Linked DNA regions of Homo sapiens: region 2 is linked to region 1. The links are chromatin loops, found by intact Hi-C in ENCODE. Cell type or tissue: ovary. All regions are shown on one strand. Links, peaks and the distances in the headings refer to the core of each region. The heading gives the core; the rest is flanking DNA. Region 1 has its middle 59 kb from the start of LINC02324. Region 2 has its middle 290 kb from the start of LINC02290.

Evidence for each region. A loop is a pair of places that touch in the nucleus more often than their neighbours do. Peaks named below come from ENCODE experiments on the same cell type or tissue, not always from the same donor. Only the 100,000 strongest peaks of a DNase experiment are listed, where the experiment ranks them.
Region 2: it touches region 1 in a loop (5-fold over the local background); 101 of 110 quality-filtered maps call a loop at or near these places.

Annotation. Positions count from the first base shown.
Region 1 is chr14:65,161,002-65,166,379 of GRCh38, forward strand. No RefSeq gene overlaps it. Among named protein-coding and RNA genes, the nearest start is that of LINC02324, 59 kb to the right of the region's middle. In ovary, for the core only: a CTCF peak has its summit at 3,293 (motif pointing right); no DNase peak of the experiment used is centred there.
Region 2 is chr14:65,821,596-65,826,973 of GRCh38, forward strand. No RefSeq gene overlaps it. Among named protein-coding and RNA genes, the nearest start is that of LINC02290, 290 kb to the right of the region's middle. In ovary, for the core only: a CTCF peak has its summit at 3,324 (motif pointing left); no DNase peak of the experiment used is centred there.

The sequences.
Region 1 (5,378 bases), core at 267-5,266:
GTTCTCATCATTTAGCTCCCACTTATAAGTGAGAACATGCAGCATTTGGTTTTCTGTTCCTGCGTTAGTTTTCTAAGGATAATAATTTTCAGTTCCATCCATGTCCCTGCAAAGGATATGATCTCATTCTTTTTTATGGCTGCATACTTACTTATTTATTTTTTGTAGAGACAGGGTCTTGCTATGTTGTCCAGGCTGGTCTCAAACTCCTGGGCTACAGATCCTCTTGCCTCAACCTCCCAAAATGCTGGAATTACAGGTGTGAGCCACTGTGCCTGGACTGATTTTAATTTTTTTTTTTTTTTGAGACGGACTCTTGCTCTGTCGCCCAGGCTGGAGTGCAGTGGCACGATCTTGGCTCACTGCAAGCTCCACCTCCCGGGTTCACGCCATTCTCCTGCCTCAGCCTCCCGAGTAGCTGAGACTACAGGTGCCCGCCACCATGCCCGGCTAATTTTTTGTATTTTTAGTAGAGACAGGGTTTCACCGTGTTAGCCAGGATGGTCTCGATCTTCTGACCTTGTGATCTGCCCGCCTCAGCCTCCCAAAGTGCTGGGATTACAGGGGATTTTAATTTTTTTTAATACTGAAATTTACTTTCCAAAATTTCTGTAAAGAACACATATTCCTTTTATAAGGAGGGGGAAACATTGTAAAGATGTCTCTTAGGTAGAAAAACAACAAACATTTATGTAACACTATGATTTATAAAGCTCTTTTCTCAGCATTCTAATTTAGTCCTCTCAACTGTGCTCTCTGATGATTATTTCCATTTAGACTTCAGAAGACAAACCCCAGAGGTTTAGAAATGTTCTTAAGGACATACAACTCCAACTAGCTGAACCAAAAGCAGAAGGAACTTAGTCTTCTTGCTATAGTTTTTTTGTTTTTGTTTGTTTGTTTGTTTTTCAGACACAGTTTCACTCTGTTGCCCAGGCTGGAGTGCAGTGGCATGAACACAGCTCCTCCCTCCTGGGCTCAGGCGATCCTCCCACCTCAGCCTCCCAAGTAGCTGGACTACAGGTGCATGCCACCATGTCCAGCTAATTAAAAAAAAAATTTTTTTTTTTTTTTGAGAGACAGGGGCTCACTATGTTGCCCAGGCTGTTCTTGAACTCCTGGGCTCAAGCAATCCACCCACCTCAGCCTCCCACAGTACTGGGATCACAAGGATGCACCCCCAAGCCTGCCCATCACTGTAGATTTCATCTTGTGTTAAAGTCACTGAAATCTTAGGATAAGTGGGAGCTGCAGAAGGAAGTCAGAGGTTAGTTTGTGGGAGAATAAGCAAGTGGAACTGCTGACCTCATGGGGGCAGAGGTTTGGCAGCTGCTGTTTAGATAGTGGGGTCATCGGGCCTCTAGTTTTTTTGTCTTGTTTTTTTGAGACAGAGTCTTGCTCTGTTGCCCAGGCTGAAGTGCAGTGGTGCGATCTCACTTCACTGTAACCTCTGTCTCCCAGGTTCAAGCAAATTTTGTGCCTCAGCCTCCTGAGTAGCTGGGACTACAGGCGTGCGCCACTATGCCCAGCTTATTTTTGTGTTTTTAGTGGAGATAGGGTTTCACCATGTTGGCCAGGTTGGTGTTGAACTCCTGGCCTCAAGAGATCCTCTCACCTCAGCCTCCGAAAGTGCTGGGATCGCAGGCATGAGCCACCATGCCCAGCTGTGCCTCTAGTTTTATCTGGAGGGCCTTGGAATGATTTCTGGGCTGAGTAGGAAGCACACCCTCAGGAGATTGGACCTCCTGGGCCCCTAGCAGCTGGGTTTTGCTCAGCCTGAGTCCTGTCTCTAGTTGGAGACAATTGGGAACTGCTCCCTTAGGCCCTGCATGGCCCTACACATTCCTCCTCCTTTTCTGGGGCTAAAGCAGGGCCTTCTTCCTTGTGAGTTACACAAAGTGAGAGACACATGGTCCAAGATGGCCAGCGTCTTCATATCAGAAGATCTTGGAGTTCCTCCAGGAGCCCGGAGGTGTCTCCTTCTTGCATGTGAGGGGGGGCTTCTAGATGAGGCAGGCTTGTGAACCAAATCCATTAAGGAAGGGAACTGGGACATGAAGACGAGGAGGTGGTGTCAGAACGAGATTCTCTTTCAGGGATGTGTCATGATGTCCTAGACAGTCCCTCTTTCTTCAGTTGGTTCGATAGGAGAAGGACTGGAAGAAGGGAGAGAAGGAAAGGTGAAGTAGACCTTTGACCAGAGCCACCTGACGATGTGTAGGGGAAGACCCAGCCAGCATTCCCCATTTCCTGTTTGGGGTTGATCTTTCTGGGGTGAAGCTGATCTGTCCCTGCCCGTAGATGTGCACCAACTTGGAGAATTCCAGAATCCAGTTGATTGGGAAGGAAGATGAGAAGGTATATTTTTTCTAGAGTTAAAAGAAGTGGTGTGAGGCCAGGTGTGGTGGCTCATGCCTGTAATCCCACCACTTTGGGAGGCCAAGGCGGGTGGATCACCTGAGGTCAGGAGTTCGAGACCAGCCTGGCAATATAGTGAAACCCCATCTCTATTAAAAATACAAAAATTAGCTGGGTGTGGTGGTGGGCACCTGTAATCTCAGCTACTTGGGAGGCTGAGGCAGGAGAATTGCTTGAACCCGGGAGGTGGAGGTTTCAGCAAGCCAAGACCGCGCCACTGCACTCCAGCCTGAGCAGCAAGAGCAAAACTCCATCTAAAAAAAAAAAAAAAAAAAAAAAAGGAAATGGTGTGTTAGAGCCAGCTCCTACAGCTTGTGAGAGGCCGATTGTTAAATTTTCAAAAATGTTGTGAATCATTATGTTGATAGCTTGAAATTGGTCATAATGGGAGTATTTACACCATGACAATTGGGAAACACTACCAATCAGGGCTTCTCCAGGCCAGAAAGCTGGTTGCTAGTCACTTACCTGCATATGCCTGGGCAAAGAGTACCATTTACCTCACTGTTTGGGGGTTCCTTGTGGCCTTTTGAGGGGGATAATGACAACTCTGTCTGGCTTTGGCCTTCTCTCCGTGATGTCCTGATGGTAATCATCTAGGAAGTACTGAATAAATATTTTTACTTTGGAATATATTATGAGATGAAATACAGGTCACCCTTGTCTGTAGGTTTCTCTACTTTCCTTCTCCTATATCTAAATCACACAGGACAGGCTTATCTAGGATAATATCTCCTGTATACTCCATTCCTAGTCTCTCTAGACCGTATAGCAGCTAGTACAATGCCCAGGACAAAGTAGGTGCTCCAGAAATTGTTCAAGGAGGCTTAGAGAATCAATATCACCTGTTAAAATTTTATAGTTTTCCTGACTGTTGTCAGCAGAGGGCGATACAGGACTACTGATGTGCCAGTTCCAGCTCTTTACTCTCTCTTTAAGAGAGAAAAATATGAATTAATTAAGGTGAATGAAGTAGGAAGGGGCCAAACTGAATTGATGACTTTTAGATAAAGCATCAGTTTTGAAAAAGAAAATTGCAGCATTCAAATGATAATAGTAAACATCATCCTGTAGCACTTTACATATTACAAAAAGCACTTGGCCTACACAGTCTTCTTCAGTGCCTCGGACCACCCTATGCAGGTGTAAGCATCACAGTCTTCTAGGTGCATGTGTGGAGTCTGCAGTCACAGAGGAGTCGCCACTGGACAGGACTGGCCTGGCTGTAGTACATCTGTTGTACCCAGGGACGGGGAAGCCTCAGTGTGAAGGTTGCAGGGAGCCCAAAGCATCTGAGCTCCAACTGACTCTCTGACTTTGGACAGGTCACAAAACCTTCCTGTGCTTTAGGGATAATACTGGTACATGGCGTCAGGACATGGTGTGGAATGAAAAGAGAGGATGCATACAAAACACTTAATAGACTGCTTTTCAGGTAGTAAAACACTTAGGCACTGTTAGCTCTTACAACACCAGGCACCTGACCTGAGGGTGAAGGCAATGCTCAAGGTTGTGTAACTAGTAAGGACAAAGCCAGGACAGAAGTCCCACCTCCTCCAACCCAGGGTCTCTGCCTCTGACGAGGGACACCTGTCCCCAGCTGTCAGTGCTGACAAACCTTCCAGCCGTGCTAATCATGGCTGTCATTCTTACTTAAGTGCTTGAAGACTAGTTTTTAAGAAATTCCAGCCAGGTGCGGTGGCTCATGCCTGTAATCCCAGCACTTTGGGAGGCCGAGGCGGGCGGATCATGAGGTCAGGAGATCGAGACCAGCCTGGCTAACATGGTGAAACCGGGTCTCTACTAAAAATACAGAAAAATTAGCTGGGCGTGGTGGCAGATGCCTGTAGTCCCAGCTACTCGGGAGGCTGAGGCAGGAGCCTCAGGCGTGAACCCAGGAGGCGGAGCTTGCAGTGAGCTGAGATTGCACCACTGTACTCCAGCCTGGGCGACAGAGCGAGACTCTGTCTCAAAAAAAAAAAAAAAGAAATTCCTTCTTGAAATCCTGTTTATGCTATTAATTTATTTAGTGGCCAGGTGCAGTGGCGGCGGCTCATGCCTGTAATCCCAGCACTTTGGGAGGCCGAGGTGGGTGGATCACCTGAGGTCAGGAGTTCAAGGCCAGCCTGGCCAACATGGTGAAACCCCATCTCTACAAAAATACAAAAATTAGCTGGGCATGATGGCAGGTGCCTGTAATCTCAGCTACTTGGGAGGCTGAGGCAGGAGAATCACTTGAAGCCGGGAGGTGGAGGTTGCAGTGAGCTGAGATCGCACCATTGCATTCCAGCCTAGGTGGCAGAGCAAGACTCCATCTCAAAAAAAAAAAAAAAATTGTTACTAACTCATTTTTCTTAAAGAGCTGACAGTTAACTTCAGCCAAGTGCTACCCAGGGCTCATGATCTGAATCTGAGTGCTCAAAATCAAGTAGGTTTATGGTCCTGAGCATGTTAAAGCCAGCATGTTTAATAGGAGTTTAATAGGAGAGGAGTAGTAGAGATTCTGGTTCTGTTTGAGGCAGGAAGTTCACATGTAGGGCTGATATTGTCAGATTTTCTGATTTTCCAAAAGAAGCATGAAGTCCAGATTTTTTATGTGAAATATCTCACTTGATAAATCTTAACTAATTTATATTGTGTAAAAAAAGACCACAGGGACCAGATAAAACATGTTTGTAGGACACATTGCTCTGTGGCTACTAGTTAGTAACCCCTGAAAAAGCCTTAAGGTAGGATGAGGCAGGGCAGGGCAGCGTAGTTGTGGCACATGGTTTGTGTTCCCAGGGGCAACAAGAGTAATTCCATTTCAGTTTGGAGATCCTTGTCTAAAGCCAGTACATTTTGCTCAATTGATCATTATTTTTCTTTGGCTGAGTTAAGTAGCATTCTTCGCTCTTTCGCTAAAGGATCAATTCCTTGTCTCAGGAGCATTTGAAGCTTCTGGATGAGGATTAGAATGA
Region 2 (5,378 bases), core at 202-5,201, 660 kb after region 1:
ATTGGAGGAGCCAGGAGCAAGGGAGGTTTATAGCTCAAGGCGGCAGATGCACTGGCCCCAATGAACAGCAGCTCAGAAGCAGCGCAGATAAACAGGCATGGCTAGGCCCTAGGCAGGGGATACTGCATTTACTTTTGCATAAATTCATGAAGTAGTTATATGCTTTTGACTGGAAACAATAGGAGGCCCAGTGAAAACAAAGAGACTTAGCAATCCAGGCTTTTTAGGATTGGATGCTTGCTTGAGATGCCTAAGCACATAGAAGACACTCGGATGCCCCTGGGGTCAAAGTGTCTACTGGATGTAGACTTACAAGGGCCACGGCAATGGAGGATGGTGGGGGAAGTGATCCCCGGGAAAAGTCAGCTGCGGGTACACCTGCCCTCCCTCTCACCACACCAGGCACCTTCTTCAAGTTTGAGTCCCTAAGTAATTTCTTAAATCCGACCTAACCAAAATCCAGTCCCCATGCAATCCAGACATTTGAACACTCAGTGCTGCAGAGCTCTGTCCTTACTTCTTTTGTCCATCTCTACCCACTGCCCTGGAGACCTTGGTGATCTTTTCTGGTCTCACAGTTTTGATTACCTTCTATTTGCTGAGGACTCCCAAGTTCCATCTTCAGGCTGGATCTACTCAGCAACCTCACTAGATGTCCACTGGATTTCTCAAACTTGACACATCCAATGGAAACCTCTGATCTTTTCCCAGAACCCCCACATGACTTGCGGCTGTCTCCATTTCAGCTGATGGCCACTGTGTGACCTGGTGGTCAGTCATCCTTGATTCCTCTTTCTCACACCCGTATCTGACACGTCGGCACGCCCTGCTGATGCTTCCTTCAACATCTCACTTGGGCTCCCAGCACTTCTCATCACCTCCACTGCTCCATTCCTGGTCCACATTGTCATCAGCCGCTACGTAAATATGGCGATGGCCTCCTAACTGTGTTCTCTATTTCCCCCTTTGCCCCTTGCAGGCTAATCTCAACACAGGTGCTGGAGTGGTCCGATTAAAGTATAAATCAGGTCATGGCGCTCAAACCCTCTGCTCAAAACCCTCCAATGGTTCCCCATTTCACTCAAAGTAAAACCCAAAGTCCTCACAATGGCATTACATGCTCTGCCTATTTTGGCTATGATGACTTCTCTGACCTCGCCTTCTTGTATGACTCCTGTCATTCCCTCTGTTCCAGCTACGTTCCTGTCTTCCCACATACTGTGGCCCCCTCAGGGCCCATGTGCTGGCTGCTCCTCTGGCTAGAATGCGTCTTCCCTACATATCTGCATGGCTCTCTCCCTCACGCTTTAAAAATCTTTGCTGAAACATCATATTTTTAGCCAGGCCCACCCTGACCACCCTAGAGGGCAAACAGATTTTCCCTGATCCCTAATCCTTCTTATCCTCTTTACCTTACTATATATTTTCCACAGCAGTTTCCACCAGTATCTAACATACCCAATCATGTATTTATTTCATACATTTAGGCTCTTTTTCCTCACAGGGACATAAGCTCCATAAGAGCAGAGGTTTTTGTCTGACTTGTCTAGTGGTGTAGCTCTAGTATTTAAAACAGTGCCAATAGGAGCTTAATACATATTGTTGAATGAAATATTCCCCTTAAGTTGGAATTCCTTGGGGGGAAAGGAGCTCTAGGGATCTCACCGAAGCGCTTTCTGATGCATCTCATGTTTCTACTTGCTAGCCCTTCTTTCAGTATGGTTGCTTTCCATTTAATCTTTGGGCAGCCATGGCATCTGAGATTCTAAGTACCCTCCTCACAGCCTCGCCTGTTTTCTCTGCTTTCCAGATGAGGTTGTGCTGATCTGGTGAACTGCCCTTTGGAGCTCACCTTAGCCAGGTCATACCGCCACTCTGGGAACCCTGGAATGTTATTTGTTAGTACGGGCTTTCTGGGCCTCCTGGGTCCCTTACCCAAGCCCTGACCTGAGAGTCCGTGAAACTGAATCCCTCCTGTCTCTGAGTGGGACTCCGGGTGCACATTCCTAGTTCTCCTAGAGTGTGGCTCTGCTTTTTTTTTCCCCTCTGAGCCAGAAGCTTGGAAACAGAGAGGTAACGAAATGGATGAGAAATAGGGAGTACATTTGAGGACACTTAAATACAACCAGGCAAGAAAGTTAAAGAATTTCTTCAAGGCTGGGGATGAAAATTGCTGTGTGTTCATTTAATGAAAATGACATAGAAGAGCCAGTGTTCAGACAAAAAATAATTCAGAGATTCTAAAAGTTAGAATTTATCAGTATGCTGAGAAGTCTTTAAAATTCTAATAAGCTTTCAACATTTGTGCCGTTTGCTGGGCTTAAAGAAACACAAGGAACAAAGAACAAGAATTTCCTCTTAGGTAGGACGATGATGTCTAATGCATCTATTTCCCTTGCTACATTCTATTTCCATTTCATTCTGAGATCCTGCTAAATTCGGAAGGTTGCCCTTGGGTTTTCAACACTGCAGGGGATGATTTAAATCTAAATAATAATAAAAAGCCACTGCTTTTATTGTACTTTTATTTTATAAGTTGATGGAAACATTTCATATACACATTAAGTTTTGTAACCCAATCTTGGTACTTGCTGGGTCCCGGAGGGGCTGTTTCACTACTTGGGACTTCCCTTGTGTTTGCATTATCCCTCCAAGGCAGAAGGAGAAAATGCTTTCACTGAAGCCAGAATAGTGTTTTATTTGAAATAATTCTCATTTAAGGCAAGGCACACACATTCCAAGTGCACATACATGCACACACAGTCTCTCTTATATGGGCTGCATCATAAAATCACAGAGTTTTGGAATTGAAGGGACCTTAGAGATCATCTGTTCTAACACCAGCATGTTACCTATGAGGAAGCTTCTGCCAGACAGGTTAAGTACCTCATCCAAGGTCACAGGCATGTAGTGAAAGAGACCAGGCTACAATTCAGATTCCCTGACTCAAGTCTAATTTTCTTTCTGCTACACCATATTGACTCCAAAATAAGATAATGTATATGAAATCACTTTGAAAACTGAAATGTATTACACAGGTATTCAGTGTGGAGAAGGAGAATTACAATGAGCTTGCTTTCTTCAGAGGTGAGCATGACTTGCTCAGGTCTCTTCCCGGATAAAGTAAGTTCATGGTGTGTGAATCATGAACCGTATTTCTAATTAGGTTTCTGGGTATGGCCTCCAGAAAATGAGCATCAAAGGGGTCAAACCAAAACACAGTCTTCATTCAAGTCCAGCTCGTGTATAGCTCTACTTTTTCTTCCTTCTCACCCTCTCTGTCTGCCTCCCTCTAGTGTCCACCTTTAGTTATTGCATGTGTGCCCCGCAGAAAGGCTGCATGCAGACTACTATCCACCATGTTCACCATTATTTGTTCAAATTACCCCCCTATTTCTTGATATCAGTAGCTGTCATCACGACCAAATTAGGATGCTTTTTATATCAACAGGAATAAATGACTAATATAAAGACCTGGATATTAAGAAAAGTATTTAAAATCGTTTTGTGATTGGAATGATAACACATTCAAAGTTTGGTAATTAAATTGTCTTTAATAGACTTAAATCACATAAGAAGCCCTTATAATTAATTGAAATGTTTTAATTACAAACATAATTATTTTTAAGGTAGAAGGCCTATTAAATTAACTAACACATGATTCATTAAAAAAATTACTGCTTTACATGGAATGCTGTCAATTACTAAATATTATTGCAAATTACTTGAAGGATTAAAATTTTATTTTGGTACTATTAATAGATTAATGTATTAAATCATATAGTGATTATAAATAATATTTAATTAGTCCTATGTTGCCTTCTTTAATATATAGACATATCTATATATCTATATTTATCCCTCAGTCATTGTAACGTGTTCCCTTGAAAGAAACATGTCTAACTTCATATTCTAACTAGGATCCTTGTTAATGTGTAAAATATTGACAAGAACACTCACAACTCATTGGTAGGAGATTCTTTGGTAGCGTTGCCTAAATGCTCTGGATCAAGTAGAACAAATTGGCTGCTAACAAAGCCTGTAAACTATGGATCCCATTTCCTGATCTTAAAAGATCCATTCAAAAGTCTGAACGACATTTACAAGTAAGAGCCTTCCACCATGTTCCCAGCTCTTTTCAGCCTGTGACAAATAGGTCAACGTGCACAGTGAGAAGGGGAACTGTGCATTGTTCTCCTGCCTCATTTCTTGAGTTGGCTGTACCTCCTGCCTTGATCCTTCACCTGTCCCTCCACACTCCTCATTGTCTAGAGATGCACACATGATGCCAAGCACACCCGTGCACACGCACGGGCACACATGCACTCTGAAGGCCAAAAGGCAAGAAGTCATTCAGTTGGATGGCTGTAGCTGGGTCTCAGAGGAGACGGTGTGCAGCTGGAAGCGCCATGCTTGCTGGTTTACTTGCTGCTCAGCAATATGGAGTGCTTTGCCAACAGACTCCTACTGCTTCTTCCCCTCTTGAGGAGAAACTGTCAAACAACACGAGGATAAAAATTAAGCTACAAATAAAAATGTTTACAGCTTTCAATAGAAAGTCAATCCTATTTTAACACTCCAAAAGTATTCTCCAAAAAGTTCAATGACACAAATTGCGAGGGTGATTTATTGCCGGGTGAATGAAATGACCAGATGCCCGCAATCTGAATGGGGCTTTTCAGGGATGCTTTCGGGAGGAGTTTCACTGGACCTCTGAGGTAGGAAGTTGGGGGTGAGTATTGTTTCCACTGCCTATACTTTTTCCTTTACCTTCTTCTGGCGACAGACCTCTCCTTCCTCCCTGTTGGGTGCATGTGTGACCCAGAAGAGACCAGTCACAGCTGCTCTTCCCCAGCCACAGGGGTGAGTCCAGGGACAGACACAAAGCAAGGCAGAGTCCTTCCCCGAAACTGTGCTTTCTTCATGAGTCTATAAGGGCGCAAGTCCAGATCTCTGGTAGCGAAGGAAGCAGTCTTTTAAGGATGTGCAGACCAAGGGAAGAGGCAGGAGTGGCTGCCTAAGAAAGAATGCCCCAGTGCCACCGTCCCCAGGGCCAGTTGCACCCATATTCTTTCTTTGCAGCTTAGGATTCTCTCCCCTTTTTGGCATAAGTTAACTTGAATAGAGTTGCTGTTACTTGCAAGTGAAAGAACCTTAAATAATACAGAAATGACTCCAAGATTTAGGTCAGAAGACACATTAGTGAGGCAGCAGTTGCAAGTGACAAAATTCCGTCTTCAATTAGTTTAAGCATAAAAAATAAAGGATTGGCTTGAGGAACAGAAATGTTCAGGAAAGCCTTCAATTTAGGTTTCCCTGATTCAAGCACTCAGACGATATCTTCAGGATCCCACTGAAGGCGTTCTGGAAATGCCAGC